Regions from separate parts of the Homo sapiens genome. Here region 2 is linked to region 1. Evidence: read pairs that join two places in POLR2A ChIA-PET (ENCODE). Cell type or tissue: PC-9. All regions are shown on one strand. Links, peaks and the distances in the headings refer to the core of each region. The heading gives the core; the rest is flanking DNA.

Region 1 (3,971 bases), core at 785-3,284:
GGGAGTGTGGGCGTGTGTGTGAGGTGTGAGTGTGCCCTGTGATGGGATGGCACCTTATCCAGGTCTGGTTCCTGCCTTTTGCCATGAGCTGCTGGGACAGGGCCCAGCCACCTGCAACCCTGAACTGGAAGAAGCAAGTAAATAATTATCTTACTTAATTTTATCACTCTTTCTTAAATGTATGTGTAGCCCACACTTATTTCTATGTTTAATATAAAAAGTGTTTTGCTCTAAACATAACTCTGTTTTATATCAATTAGCCTAAGTTCAAATTGGTTTCATTGTACCTTCTATGTCATTTCACTTAGTCACAGTTCCCGAGAACCCATCATTAAGGAGGGACTTACTGTACTCTCCTTTTCTCTGTTGGTGTGGATTTCTTCAAGGATCCAGGATCACCTTCCCCACTTTTGGCTATCCTAATGAACTGGCCCACTGTAAACCTTTTATACCTGGGCTATTCTTTTTTTTTTTTTTTTTTTTTTTTTGAGACGGAGTCTTGCTCTGTCGCCCAGGCTGGAGTGCAGTGGTGCCGTCTCGGCTCACTGCAAGCTCCGACTCCCGGGTTCCGGCCATTCTCTTGCCTCAGTCTCCCGAGTAGCTGGGACTACAGGCGCCCGCCAGCACGCCCGGCTAATTTTTTTTGTATTTTTTAGTAGAGACGGGGTTTCACCGTGTTAGCCAGGATGGTCTTGATCTCCTGACCTCGTGATCTGCCCGCCTCGGCCTCCGGAAGTGCTGGGATTACAGGTGTGAGCCACTGCGCCCGGCCTGCCTGGGCTATTCTTAACTTTCTTTTTCTCTCCCCCAACACTTTCTTGTCTAATATTTTATTCTTTGTGGGTTTGCTAATTTAAGCTAAAATACTGGTGGCTAATAAGGCTCATATATTTCATCTCTTCAAATAAAGATTTTAGTATTAAAAGAGACTGTTCCTGGGCCAGGCGCAGTGGCCCATGCCTGTAATCCTAGCACTTTGGGAGGCCAAGGCAGGAGGATCATTGGAGGTCAGGAGATCAAGACCAGCCTGGCCAACATGGTAAAACCCTGTCTTTACTAAAAATACAACAATTAGCCAGGTGTGATGGTGCATGCCTGTAATCCCAGCTACTCTGGAGGCTGAGGCAGGAGAATTGCTTGAACCCGGGAGGCGGAGGTTGCAGTGAGCCAAGATCATTGTATTCCAGTCTGGGCAACAGAGTGAGACTCCAACTCAAAAAAAAAAAAAAGAGAGAGAGAGAGAGAGAGAGACTGTTCCTTAACTCAAGGACATCAGAGATGGGACTGTTTTAAGCATCCAGTCAATGAGGAAATATTCAGAGGCACAGGGTCTTTAAGACCCTCTCAGCTAGATGACATTTTCTCCTGTTGCTGTTCTGCATGTAACTGTGCTTGATCTCAAGAAACGATGTTCACTCCTATCTGCTTGTGTTTTCTTTCTTTTCTTTCTTTCTTTCTTTTTCTTTCTTTCTTTCTTTCTTTCTTTCTTTCTTTCTTTCTTTCTTTCTTTCCTTTCCTTTCCTTCCTTCCTTCCTTCCTTCCTTCCTTCCTTCCTTCCTTCCTTCCTTCCTTCCTTCCTTTCTTTCTTTCTTTCTTTCTTTCTTTCCTTCTTTCTTTCTTCCTTCCTTCCTTCCTTCCTTTCCTCTTTCTTTCTTTCTTTCTTTCTTTCTTTCTTTCTTTCTTTCTCTCTTTCTTTCTCTCTTTGTTTTCTTTTCTTTTTTTTTTTTATAGGGTTTCACTTTGTTACCCAGCCTGGAGTGCAGTGGTGCAATCTAAGCTCACTGCAAACTTTGCCTCCATGGGATCAAGTGATCCTCCTGCCTTAGCCTCCTGAGTAGTTCGGACTACAGACATGAGACACCAAGCTCAGCTAATTTTTTTTTTTTTTTTTTTTTGGTAGAGATGAGGTCTCACTATGTTGCCCAGGCTGGTCTAGAACTCCCGGGCTCTGGCAATCAGCCTGCCCCAGCTCCCCAACAAGCTGGGGATGAGATGGGCATGAGCCACCACACCCAGCCCTGCTTGTTTTTGCCTCTAGTGCTCTCTCTCTGCCTGGAATGCAATTCCCCAGCTCCCCTGCCACCTCAGGCTGAGTTGGGTACCCCCACCTGTGTGGTCTCCTTGGGCATCCCCCCCTCATAGCCTGTTATCATGCTGCACTCTAATTGTTGGTTTACATGTCCCTCCCACACTTGATTCAGAGTCTTTTCATCTTTATACCCTCAAAGCATATCAGAGTGCCTTGCTCATACCAGAGGCATAATAAATATTTGTTAAATGAGTCAACGAAAGACTATGTGGCTGTGGACGAGGCTGGCTTTGAGTGTAGGCTGGGATGGGGGAGTTGGAACAGTAGTGTCTGTAGCAGTAAGAGGCGGAATTAGAACTCACGAACATCTAGACATATAATGAGGTCAGGAGCTACTCTGCATTCTGCATGGGTCTTTGCATATCTCTGAATTACTTATAATACACTACCGGGCCCTTCTGATGAAGTGTAAGCTAGAAAATTCCTCCCCACCTTAACTTTATGGGCAAGCATTGAAACCTGCCCAGTGTTATTCTCACTGAAAGGCTCATACAGCAGTGACTGTAAAGTGGGTTTGGTCACTTATTTTTACTTTTATGAGTGTTTTATTTTCAGTTGTAATAGTAATCTTAGTAAGCTTTTACTTAGTGTACACTAAGATCCCAACAAACAATAGATTTGCCCTTAGCCTACGTCCACTCCCCAACCTCTGTTTGCTGAGGGATTCTCAGCCTTAAGAAAGGATGCACTCCTACACAGTCTACCTACCCTCTAATAAATGCCAAGACAATGCAAGGGAAGTAAAAAATACCAAAGTGAGAAAATACTGCTATTGTAGCTTGAAGCTTAGAGGGTACATTCCTCCCTACCTTAACTTAAATACTCTTTCCACAGAAGCAAGAAACAAAGACAGATCCCTGAAAACCAAGAGTAATAGAGAAAGTGTTTACATGAATGGACACAGGGGCATGTTTTGTTCTTTCTCAGCGATCCTTTGTTGTTGCAGAGACTATATATGATCCTGATGGGCAAGAGGGCCTAGTGATTTGTCTTTTCATTCTCCTCCACTAATGATCCTCTGAACAGTCTACTGATCACATTTCCTTGCCCTTCATTCTTTTTAAAAAGACCTTTGAAATTTAGTTCTCACTCTCCATACTCCCAATCCACCCATGGCCATTGCTCTTCCTTATGTCAGCTCTCTGCTTTCCCACATCACCTCCTAAAATGCCATTTCTGTATTTTGTTTTGAGAAAGCTATACTTGTATCTGATAGTTATGAAGTCATGTGTAATTACACTTTTATCTTTTCTGGTCATTACCACATATATATACCATATAAGAACACTGAAAGTAGTCACTCTGAAAATGAACCTCAAATTTATTTTCATGCCATGGAAACCAATGTTTCCAGAAATCATAAGTAAGTCACCCACATGGATCAAGATCATGTTTCTTACTCCCCAGCAGAAGGACTATAGCTGGCCCCTCTTACAACATTGGGGAGGGGTGCCCCAATTTCATGCTATAATCACCAGAATTTGATAGGATGCACATGGCTAAGACAGAGACAATCTGAAGATGCATGGAGATCCTGGAAATGATGCTTGCTGAAAGAAGGGAGGCATCTAGACATGCTTTGCCTCATTCACAACATTTCTATTTTAAAAATTAATATTTTAACTTTTATTTTAGGTTCAGGGGTATATGTGCAGGTTTGTTATATGGGTCAACTTGTAACTTGGAGATCTGGTATACAGATTATTTGATCACCTGGGTACTAAGCATAGTACCTAGCAGTTTATTTTTTTCCCTGAACCTCTCCTTCTCCTCACCCTCCTCCCACAAGCAGGCCCCAGTGTCTGTTGTTCACCTCGTTCTGTCCATGTGTATTAGTTCATTCTTACACTGCTATAAAAAAAAGTACCTGAGACTGGGTAAT
Region 2 (3,971 bases), core at 563-3,062, 720 kb before region 1:
ATGATCAACTTCCACCTGCTCATCTGACTCTTTTTTCCTAATCTTTAGCAACACTCTGTGTTAGGTGGGAACAAAAACAATAAATACATTGCTGATTTTAATGTGAGATGTTCAAATCTCTGACATTTTTAACCTCTAAAGAAGGAGAACACAAGCTTTATTGAGGGCAAATATTTTTGTTATGTTGTTTAAAAAGTAGTATCCTGTGCCCTTGGCTCATTAGAACAGCAATAAACATGTAATGGGAAGGCTATTTTGTTTTCTGACGGGTGCTGTCATTTGCTTTCCTGTGAAAATTTTGGATGCCAAACTGAAATGCTGAAGAAAGTCTGTGCTCTGAAAATAAAATTACATCTTCCTGGAGACCCATGGGAACACGCAGGGGACGCTTGGCTGGGCCCTGTCAGTGACAGCTGCCATTCTGCCTGTGAAGTTCACAGATAATTAAGTTACACAGGGCGGGCTGGCTCCCAGTTGTTTCCTCCAGAGAAAGACCATTTCTTGGCCACTGAGCAGAGGTGGATTTGCCATGAAGGCCACATGAAGCTGAAGCCTGAGGGCCCCTCACTTGCGGTGGCCTGCTTGCTGCGAAGAACCCGCCAATGTCTACATAAGTCCTGTGTCTGACAGTTTGTAAGAGGAATCCTTTTTATTTCTTTTTCTTAAAGAGGGTCCCCCAGAGTGTCTAAAAGTCCAGGTTCCACCCGGGATGACATTGTCATCTCTGCATCTGGGACAACATTGTTGGCAAAAATTTCCCGAGATGCAGCAAGCATTTGCCTTTTCTCCTCCCTGTACCTCTGGTCCCCAACACAGAGCCTTTTTCTCCCCATGGCGTCTACACCTCTGGACTAGAAAAGCTCTCTGGGCCAGGCCGGAGAGGCATTCAGCCCTCCATGGCCGATTTTGAGGTGCTTTCATACTACAGAGGCATGAACAGACAGCTGCTGTACGGAGTGTTGACAGAAGAAAGCCAGGTTGGGGAAATCTTTGCCACTAAATGATCAGAAAAAAGGCCAAAAATATATCTTTTAACATGAGTGAAGTCTCTCTGGGAAAACCGCTTTGAAACCTCAAGCTAAGGGTGGATTATCCTGTCCCTGTGGTCCCAGACATCCTGACCCTACTGGTCTCTTCAGACCTGGCTCATTAGAATGACAGCCCCTGCTTTAATGTTCATTCCCCGTGCTCGTCCATGAGCTCCTCGGAGGTACTTAATTTTTATCCTCTCTGTGCCCAAGACCAGGGCTCCCCAGGGTGGCTGCTGAACAGTAGGCCCTAAAACTATTTGCTTAACCCTCTCCATCTCTCTCTTTCTCTCCCCTCTACTCCTTCCTCTCTCTCTTTCCTTCTCTCTCTTCCCACCCCCCCTCCACATACAATTCAAATAGGTGCTTATAAACATGGAGGCTGGGAAGAATTTTAATAGTTTAAGGCTAACTTCTGTGTTCATTAGACAAGAAGATGAAAAGAGAAGAAAGGGGCATTGAGACCCCCTTTTCTTTTCATTTCAGCAGGAGCAGCGTAGCGTGCGCACACGCACACACGCCCTTCTTCTAAAACAGGTGGTTTAGGCAAAAGGCTACTGACAGCCTGGCATCTCTCTGGTGAGGCTGCGATAACTGGGACTTCCTTGTACACGTTCCTCTGTGGGGTGTGGCACAGCATCAGCCTTTGAGTTGCTACTCCTGGGGATTCCTGGCAGTGCGTGACTTTGAGGGAAGTGAGGCGAGGATTCCTGCCCTCTGTTAAGCCATCCTCATTCATGTTCTCCCCTAATCAGAGCTGCATTTCTCTGTGTGTGTTTTTCAGATTTGAGTCCTGCTTTCAAAATATAAATATTCTAACTTAGTTACCCATTCATGCCTTAGCAGGATATTTAAAGGGATAAGATCTTGGAGACCCAGAGGATTGGAGACAGAGAAGGAGGGGAGGCAGCAGCCAATATGCCTGCTCCAAGAGTGCCCAGGACAAGTCCTGAGTGGTGCCTCAGTTTTGTGGGGGCCCAGACTCACACCCCCAAAGCTCCCAGCTCTGGCAGATGCAGCTGTCAGTACAGCCTAGCTGAGAGCAGGCCTGGGCTGGGAGAAGACACTGGAGGTCAACACATGGCTCTTTGTGCACTTTGTTGGCTTCTCTGCTGGACTCAGCTGGACTCAGCTGGAGGTGACGCTTGGTGACCAAATACAGCACCGCGTCTCTGAGTAAGCCCAGCTCAGGAATGCAGGATGAAGGGGGGCTGCTCTCACTTGCCCAGGGAGAGGCCTTGTGGAGGAATCAGTAAGTCAGCAAGTATTTGTTGAGCATCTATTATGTGCCAGGTGTAGGCTAGTCCTTGTGAATAAAGCCACAAATATCATCATTCTCTGTGGGTCCTAGAAACCTCTTAGCTCACAGGATGCCACACAGTCAGCCCCAGGCAGGCAGGCATCACAAGGCATCCCTGGGAGGCTGGGCTGGAGCATGAGAAGCTGAGGTAAGAGGGCTGGAGTTTGAGTAGAGGAAGTGGACACCTGGCCTGCGCTCCTCCCAGGCGGCTCAGGCTCAATGACCTTGCCGCCAAGCATCCGCTGTGCCCAGCTTCCGCAGGTGTCAGATTAACCTGGCTTCTGAATTTTTTTGGATCACAACTCTATACGCTGCCTACTCAGATCTTATTTTCCGCTCACATAATAATAATGTCTCCCAACAATTAAAAAAAACAAACAGAAAAAACCTGAGTCCCAGCGAACTCTGGAAAATCAACCTGTAACAATATACATTAGTTACACCCGGAACTCCATCAGACTGTGAATTTGTCAGTCTATTTTAGGGGCTGCCTACACACCTTATTTCTATTTCTGTAAAATTGGAATCAACCCTGCTCCACAGGATTTTCATGAGGATTAAATGAGATAATTGACTTTAAGCTCAGGGCTTGGAGTATGGTTAGCCCTTGACAGAATGTAGTCAATAAGATAATTAATAATTCTATTTGATAGAGTTACTAATAAAAATTGCTATATTCCCAAGGAGGGCAGAACCGAAGGAGAGGGCCACCCAGAGAATTTCTGAATTGATGTAAGATTTTCTTGATAGAGCCAGATATGACCGGCTTGCCCACTTCAGGGATTTCCAGGGGTACAAAACCAGCTGGCTGCTGAAATGACGCACTTGCAGGCCATTGTTTTCTTATAAGGTGTGTGCAGTTTGAATTGGGGGAGAAAAAGCATTCCTTGTTCATGTTCCGGGAAAACTGAAATAGAGCAGCAGATCTTGATTGTCTGGACAAAGCTCACTCCCTTATCCATTCCCCACACTCCTGACCCCACCCCAGGGAGGAATATCTTCTGAAACCCCCTTTCTTTTAGAAAAAAGGATGGAGGGTTGGAGAGAATCCTGTTAACCCTGGCTTGGAGAGCAGTGGATTCTAGAGGTCCCTGGGAGGCGGTGGACCAAGCAGGGCTTCCATGGGCCTCAGCTGAATTAAAGGAATGTGGGCCCCGCAACCTCAGGCAGGAGCAAGGCAGGGCCACTCCACAGACAGGTGTCTGCTTTACCTGGAAGGCAGGGCCAGCGCACGGTGACCTGGTCTGTCTCCTGCTGACACTCTCTCAAACCCCTGACCCTGAGCAGCCAGGTGGGTGTGAAAGTCAGGGCCCTGTGAGGTCTCCAGCCACCCTGAGCGCCTGCCTGGACTTGAAGGCTTTGGCCCGAGCATTCAACGTTTGGCTTTGAACTTGACTGCCTTTGTCTATGATGATGAGTCTGACATACCTTTGCCTTCATGTCAAATATGTACTATAAACGTGAATGCTGGGAAGAGTTTTAATAGTTTGAGCCTGACCCTGTATGTTCATTAGAAAAGAAGATGAAAAGAGAAGAAAGGGGCTTTGAGACCCCCTTTTCTTTTCATTTCAGCAGGAGCAGCCCAGCACCTGGCTGGTCTGGACAGTGGAGCGTGTCATATGTGGGTTATGAATTTGACCATA

What was found. Peaks named below come from ENCODE experiments on the same cell type or tissue, not always from the same donor. Only the 100,000 strongest peaks of a DNase experiment are listed, where the experiment ranks them.
Region 2: POLR2A ChIA-PET joins it to region 1 with 20 read pairs; 1 of 35 experiments calls an interaction of 5 or more read pairs at or near these places.

The regions. Positions count from the first base shown.
Region 1 is chr6:12,346,587-12,350,557 of GRCh38, forward strand. No RefSeq gene overlaps it. Among named protein-coding and RNA genes, the nearest start is that of EDN1, 58 kb to the left of the region's middle. In PC-9, for the core only: no CTCF peak of the experiment used is centred there; a DNase peak (open chromatin) is centred at 2,215; H3K27ac peaks cover 1,136 bases.
Region 2 is chr6:11,630,778-11,634,748 of GRCh38, forward strand. No RefSeq gene overlaps it. Among named protein-coding and RNA genes, the nearest start is that of TMEM170B, 95 kb to the left of the region's middle. In PC-9, for the core only: no CTCF peak of the experiment used is centred there; a DNase peak (open chromatin) is centred at 1,664; H3K27ac peaks cover 519 bases.